Regions from separate parts of the Homo sapiens genome. Here region 1 is linked to region 2. The links are chromatin contacts, found by POLR2A ChIA-PET in ENCODE. All regions are on one chromosome and are shown on one strand. Each heading gives the region's core, a stretch centred on a gene start or an enhancer-like site at or near the end of the contact. The rest is flanking DNA. Distances are from core to core; before and after follow the strand shown.

Evidence for each region. ChIA-PET counts read pairs that join two places held with the same protein, here RNA polymerase II (POLR2A).
Region 1: POLR2A ChIA-PET joins it to region 2 with 10 read pairs in activated T-cell. The contact joins the enhancer-like site here to the promoter of RAD51AP1 in region 2. POLR2A ChIA-PET finds 5 or more read pairs at or near these places in 3 of 52 experiments (H1, activated CD8-positive, alpha-beta memory T cell and activated T-cell).

The regions. Positions count from the first base shown.
Region 1 is chr12:4,698,781-4,703,077 of GRCh38, forward strand. It overlaps GAU1 (GALNT8 antisense upstream 1), which reads right to left. Exons shown (of 4, transcript NR_110112.1): 4 at 1,637-2,399. Among named protein-coding and RNA genes, the nearest start is that of GAU1, 19 kb to the right of the region's middle. Within about 2 kb of position 1,896, at least 7 of the 41 ENCODE cell types and tissues checked have a DNase peak (open chromatin) inside an H3K27ac peak, as active enhancers do.
Region 2 is chr12:4,537,338-4,541,649 of GRCh38, forward strand. RAD51AP1 (RAD51 associated protein 1) reads left to right here and starts at 1,553. Exons shown (of 9, transcript NM_006479.5): 1 at 1,553-1,619. The coding sequence starts at 1,603. It overlaps FERRY3 (FERRY endosomal RAB5 effector complex subunit 3), which reads right to left and starts at 1,132. Exons shown (of 14, transcript NM_020374.4): 1 at 1,072-1,132. RefSeq lists enhancers at 767-1,376, 1,377-1,985 and a silencer at 1,112-1,161.

The sequences.
Region 1 (4,297 bases), core at 646-3,145, 160 kb after region 2:
TTCCCTCTTTCCTCTTCAGCCTGCTTTTCTCCTTTAAATATTGAAGGCTTCAAAATCGTCTTTGGAAAAAGGCATGGACCACAGATTGTTTCTGTGGATTTGTGTTCCTTTTTTCTGGGCACGTCCTTACCTTTGGCAAAATAAACTTCTAAATGGATTGAGACCTGTCTCAGATACATTTTGGTTTACGCCAGAAAACTCTCTGAACCATGTCTTTTCGCATTTTTATAGGGACTTCATTACATAGGCATGATTGATTAAGTCATTGGCCGTTAGTTATCAGTTTAACCTTAAACCCCTTTTCCTTCGTCGGCGATCAAGGGATGGGGCTAAAACTCTAACCCTCTAATCCTACTTGGTGTTTTCAGTGACCAGCCCCCAGCCTGAAGCCACTCAGGGGATGCCAACCCTCAGTCAACTCATGAGCACACAAAAAGACATCACTTTGTGCCAGGTGCAGTGGCTCATGCCTGCAATCCCAGCACTTTAGGAGGCCGAGGTAGGCAGATTGCTTGAGCTCAGGAGTTCAAGACCAGCTTGGGCAACATAGCAAAACTCCGTCTCTACTAAAAATTACGTGGGCATGCTGGTGTGTGCCTGTAGTCCCAGCTACTTGGGAGGCTGAGAGGGAGGAGGTTGCAGTGAGCCGAGATCATGTCACTGCACTTCAACCTGGGTGACAGAGCCAGACCTTGTCTCAAAAACAAACAAACACAAAAAAAACATCGCTTTGAAGATTCTGAGGATTTTAGGAGTTATAGGCCAGGAAATAAATCCAAAGACCACATATTAATATATATTTTACAATATCACACTTTTGTTACACTTTTTTTCTAGGTGATTACTTGATTTTTAATATATAGAAGTTTACATTTTTATCTATTGAGATCTATTAAAGATGTATCTATTAAAGATTTTCATTTGTGGATTCTTCCAGTATTCTTCTCTTTTCCAATATCAAGTTAATACTTACTCATATTTTCTTTTTTTTAAATGTTTAACTCTAAAACATCTGAATTTTATTTCAGGACAGAGTATATAGTGAATCTGTGATTTCCTTTCCTTTTTCTGTTGCTTACCAAATAACCTTTTCTTTAGTCAATAATGCATGATACCATCTATGTCATAGGAGAAAGGTTAAATGCATGAATTCTGGAACCAGCCTGCCTGGTTTTAAATCCTAACTTCAACAACTGCTGGATTGGTGATCTTGGGCAAGTTTTTCTTAACCCCTCTGTGCCTCAGTTTGCTTATCTGTAAAATGGTTTTAATAGTGTCTACTCACACGATGGTCGTGAGAATTGAATGAAATAATGTATCTAGAGCACTTTGAAGCATGCCTGAAACATGACTAAATGCCACATATATGTTGGCTATTGTTATGTACCTAATTTTGTCACTATTTAGGTCTGGTTTGGAGCTCTACTGTTTCACAGACTACTTTGTGTCAAGTTGAATTCTATTTTAATTATTGTAGCTTTATAGTGTTTTTAATGTCCAGTGTTGTATACCTAAAGTCTACCTTGGTACCTGATGGATCAAGATCTTGGATGAAATGAGAAGTCATAGAATTGGGCTCAGAAAGGAAGAACACATTTTCTTCAAGAAAACATTTTGGAGAATCAACAGTTTGCTGTATTGTTTCATTTGTTTATTAATTATTTTATTCAGCATTTATTAAGACACTCCTATGTGTTGAACTCTGTTAGGTTATGCAAAGCAGAGATGAAGGAGATACTTTAAGGAGCAAAAGTCTAGTGGGGAAGACATGTACATTAACGGATAAATTAAAACAGCTCTGTGGAGCTTTTACAGAGATACAAGCCACATGGGAACGCAGGGAGCACTTCACTGGCTGAATAGGGAGTTAGGAAAAGCATCACGGGGAAGCTGACGTGTAAGCTGGATCTCACAGGATAGGAGTTTGGCACACCATGAAGCGAGAGAAAAGGGGAAGGACATTCTAGGCAGGAGGAACAAAGACACAGCGCTATGAAGAAACTTGGCTGGTCAAGTAGCGGGGGTCAGGCATGTACACGTACAGCACGTTAAGAGGCTTGGACCTCATCCAGCTGGAAATAGGAGCCACGAAAGGGCTTGAAGCAAAGCAGTGAAAGCAGATTTGTGCTTTGGGAAGGGCTCTCTGATTGTACCACATAAAGGGAGTCAGAAGGGGGCGGAGCTGGAGGCGGGAGACTGGCTGGGCCTGGGGAAGTCATTCAAGCAAGATGTGAAAAGTGGATAGAAAGATGTGGGTCAGTCTGAGGGATGTTTAGAAAGTTGAATGCGTGCTTCCGGTGATAAAGTGGATGTGGAAGATGAAGAATCACGGATGCTTCCGAAGTTCTTGGCTTGGGAACCTCGCTGGCTGGTGGTACCATTGACCAAGGCGTGGAACACTGGAAAAGAAGCAGATTTACAAGGGGAAGAAGATAAAATCAAAACTTTGAGGGTACCTGTGGAACATGGAAATATTCAAAAAGCAGAAAGGTATTTGACTAATAAGTTTGAAAAAGGCAAACCTAATTAGTGACCAAAGAATGCAAATTTAAATGACAATAAGGGATTTTTTTTCCCATGTAGCACATTAGTTAATAAACATTTTGAACGTTAGCCTTAGTGCTCTGCTGACTCCTTGTTCTCCTTCTGACCCTTACATCATCCCCACTGCATCCGTATGGAGTCCTTAGAGCTTCTCAGAGCATGATGGGAAAAACCACTGGCTTAGAGCACTAGGGATAAAAAGCCAAGCTCCTTGGAAAGGTAGAACTAGTCTTAGTTACTGGCAGCAGAGTTTCCTAATGGCAAACTGCCCAGGAAAGGGAAGGATGGCCAGAAAGCCTTCATCTGCAGCTGTGTTGGGGTGGGAGAAGGAACACTGGGAAGGAGGGTCAGGCTCTGTCCCAGGATCCGCCTCAGCCCTGAAGCAGAGAGCCTTTAGCAGAGCCGCTCCACCAGTTTGGAGGGTCACACCATCACTTGTCTGAATAAATCAGCTACATTCGCAATCAAGCCAAGATACCAACTCTGTACATATACACACACGCCTAACAAATATGCACGATGGGCTGTTTCTTACTTTGGCTATCGTCCTGAGAAGGTGTGAGAAAATGTATATGTTAAAGCCTCAGAGGCATGGATGGGAGTCTATTCCCAGAGAGATAGAAGTATGACAAAACCTCAAAATAAGTTTTTGAACACATTTCTCTCCCTGCCTCCCAAATGAGCTCATTGTGGCAACATTAGGAATGTCTAACAGAAGTCACAGCAATAGCAACAGCTGCCGCAGAAGCATCCACAGCCCAGGCTGCCTCCAGCCCTTCACAGAAATAGCAATCTTCACTCACTCCACCACCACCACCACCACCACCACCACCACCACCACCACCACCACCACCACCACCACCACCACCACCACCACCGCACATGCATGGAGCCCCTTGTTATCTGTGGATGCTGCTCTCACAATTCCTCTTCCTGCCCTGATGATGTACACCATCCCAGCATTGGATGAAACTGGAGTCCTATCTGGGCTATCCCTGGTCCAAAGTCTATAGCTAAGAGCTCAGGGTTCCAAGGAAGGAGAAAGAGAAGGCAAACACCAGGAAATTGTTTCATTTATTTAGCAGCCTCTCCGGCTCTCTCGCACTTCTTCAGTGATTTCAGAAAAGGAATTTTTTTTTTTCTGGAGTTTCTCATTGCCTTTATTTTTCTCATTCTGAAAAGACACATGCTTTAATTGTATCATTAGAATCTTCTATTTTGTTAATTATGCAATCTTATTAATATTCATATAAAAGTCTTTATTATTTAGGAGAGGAATAGCTGGATGATAGTGTAGGTCTATGCTTAACTTTATGAATGACTGTTCTGGAAACACCAGTTAAGCCATGTTGATTATGTTGTTCAGATCTTCTATATCATCACTGTGGTAGACAGAATTCTAAGATGGGCCTTATGATCCCCACTCCCTGATGTTACTCTCATGATTATATTATGTTATATGGCAAAATAGGATTTTGCAGATACAATTAAGATTACTAAGTTGACCTTAAGATAAGTAGATTGTCTGAGTAGACTTGCTACATTCGTATGAGCCCTTTAAAAGCAAATAGTTTTCTCTGACTAGTAGCTGAAGAGGAAGTCAGAGGGGCCCTGAGCATGAGGAGGATGTAATGTACAGTTGCAGGCTTTGATGAGGGAGGGGGCCAGGTGGCAAGGAATGCAGGTAGCTTCTAGGAGCTGAGAGCAGCCCTGGCTGACAACCAGCAAGGAACTGGGGACCTCAGTTCTATAA
Region 2 (4,312 bases), core at 303-2,802:
GACTTATTTGAATCATGGCACTTATCACGCTCTATTTCTTACTCTTGGCTAGAAAACAGTCTTCTTGAAGTGGAAGGAATACTGTCTTGTATTCCATGTATTAGGCAGGATGTTGCGAATGGCAAGAACTAATAAATAATTGTTGGATTGTATGGCGTTTTTATTTTATGGTGCTCACTGGAAAAATAAAGAACAAAAAATTATTCATACGGTTATTTAAAAAGATATCACCTGAAATATAAAAAAAACTCAAAGGACTTTTGTACATGTCGTGGGGCGGGGCTAAGTTGAATTATCCAGACTATATTTTCAAATCTGTATGTAGGCTATACACAAAAATCTTCGTCTATTTCACCATAATGCAAAGAGATAGGGTATTTGTTTTACTCAGAAAGAATTAAAATTAAACGTAAAGCAATACAAATTTTTATAATGTTAGAAAACTACCAAAACTACATAAAGGTATATTCTATGATGTAGAAATTTCATTCCTAAGTATATATCCAAATACACACACACGCATATGTTCGCTAAAGTACACCCAGAAGAATGCTCATATAAGTTTTATTTATAATACCCCAAACTGGAAACAACCAAAATGCGTATTAGTAGGAGAATAGTAAACTTGTTTATTTTATGAGATAAATACTACACAGCAATAAAAAAGAATCAACCACTGATAAATGCAAAAATATGAATGAATCAGGAATGTTGAAAAAAAAAAGAGAAGGCAGACACAAAAGCTCTGGTTCAACATTTAGACTTGTGTTTCAAGAAACTGATAACTTTAGTTCTTTCTCCTCTCGCTCTTTTTTTAGACTAATGGTCTATCCTGAAGCCTGGGTTCAGTTTTAGCAACCGTGAAATCCAGGAAGGTTTCCCATAAGAAAATGGGATGGAAGGTCTGGACCGAACACACACAGCCAACAGAGCGGAGGCTCTGAGGCTCACATTAATCAGGGAAAAGGAAGACAGACGGTCGAGCTGAGAAACTTCAGCCGGGTGAGGGGACTAATCCCTCTGTAACGGTTGTCAGTCTGAAAGGGCATCCTCACTCGGTTCTGGGCTCACCTCGTCTAGTTCCGAAGTCCTGGGCAGTCCGCTCACTCGAGCTGTCAGCGCGTCCTGCACTGGGAAACCAGCTGACTTGCCGACATACTTTTTCCACACCGCGGATCCGCGAACGTAGATTCGCCACATCCTTTTCTATTTCCTGGCATCTTGTAGAAAATTTCTCAGTCCAAGTGCCCCTATGTCCCAACCTGTTTCAATTTAACAATTTGAAAGGTGCAATAAGGTGTATTTCTATTGTTATTCTGTATTTCAGAGACAGGGCAAATCCGCCGTTGTGACGAAAGTGCAGGGACAAAGCACAAACTCGGCTCTGGTGGACCGGATACGGAAAAGCGGTGCCTTGGGGAGGGCGGGAGCAAATTCGCTTTCCCCACAGCGCGTGCGCCGCCGCAAGCATGGCTGGTGATGATTGGACGACTGGTAACAGGGGGCGGAGGGCTCCGAAGTCTGGTTTTGGGCGGGAATTGAAACCGCCGCTGAAGCCAACAAGAATTTGAGAACTGTAAATACCAAGCCTTGAAAGGGACCATGGTGCGGCCTGTGAGGTGGGTAGTTCCTGACATTCGTCGGGGGTGGGAGGAAAACTAAGGGAAAAGACATGAGACTAAGGGGAAAGGATCGAGTAAGACCGGAGGGCAGCGATGGTGGGGTTAGGATGGACGGTTATCAAGAACCCAGTCTCCAGTGAGAGCCACCCGTTGCTCAGAAGTATCCTAGCATCGTAGCTTTTTCCTTCTCTTTGCCTCCCTTCACAACCGTCGCCGTTTCTTTTACCAAGACCTTGTTAGCGTTTGAACAGCGCTTTACATTTCACCGAGCGCCCAATTATGTGTTATTTTATTTGTTTATCACTGTAGTTATTTGATATAGAAAGAGTAAGCATTCCTGTTGTATTGATTTAACATTTCTACGTATAGAGGGTAAGTTATCTGAGTCATACAGCCCAGTAAGTGGCAGGGCAATACTCAAACCTAAGTCATCTCACTCAAGATCCTCTGTGCTTTCCATCGTGGTATTAGAAACGATTCTTCTATTTACACAGTTGAGTGCCATGGAAGCCTATAGTTAGCCATTCATTTAATAAAGTTATTGAATATATTCACTTCTTTAGTGTACGAGGTGCTGGAGGTTACATTCCAGTGGGAGGTGAGGTTAGGGGGCCGAAAATAAGCCTCGAAATATGAGAGTGCGAAAGAGGAAAGCACTACTTTAAATATAGTAGTTAATATGTGACTCTGAGGCGATAATGCATGCACTGAGTCATGAATCAGGGTAGAGGGAATAGGAGCCAAGGCCCCATACTTGACCATATTTTAGGGACAGTCTAATGCTATAGGATTAACAAGCAGTGGGGAGAATCGTAGGGGGATTAGGCCAGAGAAATAGGCAGGTGCCAGAACAGATAGGGTCTTGTAAGTCTTAGAAAGGAGTTTAGGTTTTATTTTAAGTCAATGGGAAGTCAGTGGAGGGTTTTAAGTAGGGGAGAGGAATCTAAGTTTGCTTTTATAAAGGTCACTGGCTGTTGGTGGAGAATAAATGATGGATAGGGTGACCAGAACGGGAGCAGGAAAATCAGGTATTATATCATTGGAGAGCGGTTTGGGATAGGGTATTATTAGTGGGCATGGAATGGAACAGATGAATTTGGGATGTATTTCGGAGGCACTGTGGACAGAACTTGCTGATGAAGTAGATGTACAGGTAAGGGAAAGAAAGAATCAGAGATGACTCCACAATAGTTTTGGTCTGAGCTACAGGATGGATGATCTTTGTATTAAGATAGGGAAGACTAGGAAAAGGAAGGTTAGGAGGTGTGAGGGATCAAGATTTCTGTTTCGAACATGCTGAATTTGAAATGGGTTTTAAGCATCCAGGCAGTGGAGTCATAATCCCTTTGTAAGGAACAGCAGTTGTTAAAGTATGGTCTACAGACCTCTGTGGGTCCCTGGAAACTTCTCTAGAGGTCTATGAGGTCAAAACTCCTTTCATAACAATACTAAGATATGATTTGCCTTTTTCGCTGCTTTGTCATTTGCACTGCAGTGACCCCGATAAAACTGCTGGCACCTCAGAACAATTAAGGCAGTGGCACTAAATTGTACTACTAGTCTTTGCAATGTTTACTGCCATACTCTTAAAAGTAAAAAAAAAAAAAAAAATCATTTCAGTTAAGAATATGCTTGATGAAGTAGTGGAAATTATTATATTCATCATAGCTTAACCCTTAAGTATACTAATTAAAAATAGGCTATTGATTTTATTTTACTATTATTCAAGTTCAGAATTTATAAAGGGGTTTTCACATTTTATTCAGCTCTAACTTCTTTAACTCTGAAGAGTAAGAGAGTAATATGAGTGCACTTTTTAATAGTTTGCGTGAGGAAACAGGAAGTACACATAAAGCACTTCTGTATACTGATGCGTGATAGTTATCTCAAGGAAAAGCACTTGTGAGATTGTCTGAGTTGTGAGCTGAGCTTACTACCTCTTTTTCATAGAACATTCTTTTTACTTGAAAGAACAACCAGCTGACAAATTAGGTTATTCACATTTAGCCATTTGACAAAAATATAGAAATAAAAACTAGAAAAACATTTTATTTAGTGCCTAGAGGAGGGAGGAAAAAATTATTTTTTTCACTTTGAATATCATTTTCTTCTAATGCCCTCTGAAGTAGTACAAGTTGAGCATCCCAAATTTGAAATGCTCCAAAATTTGAAACTTTTGCAGTACCTACATGGCACTCAAAGGAAATGTTCATTGGAGCACTTCAGATTTTAGATTTTCAGATTTGGGATGCTCAGCTGGTAAGTATATAATGCAGATATTCCAAAATCTGAAAAAATCCAAAATTCAAAACATTTCTGGTTCCAAGCATTTCAGATAAGGGATACTCATCTCAGGTGGTAGGAACAAGGTCACTCACCATTTTTAAGTGTCCGTTGCATAAAAATGTTATTTGGTATGGTGGAGAGATTGAAAAGAAAGTAGCTTTTAGTGTCAAGAAATTTATAATCTAGTAAGGAAGATAGAATGCACACACAAAACAGAAGAACACGTACAACGGGAACTTACAAATGCCCAACAGCAATTAAACAGTATAGCAATTATAAATGTTAATTATGTAGATTATTCTTTGTAAGTTACCTGAATTTTTTTCCTTTATCATATAATTGAAAAGCCAACAATACCCAGGTATATCAGGTATAGTTGTAACTATTTTAGCTAATGATAAATC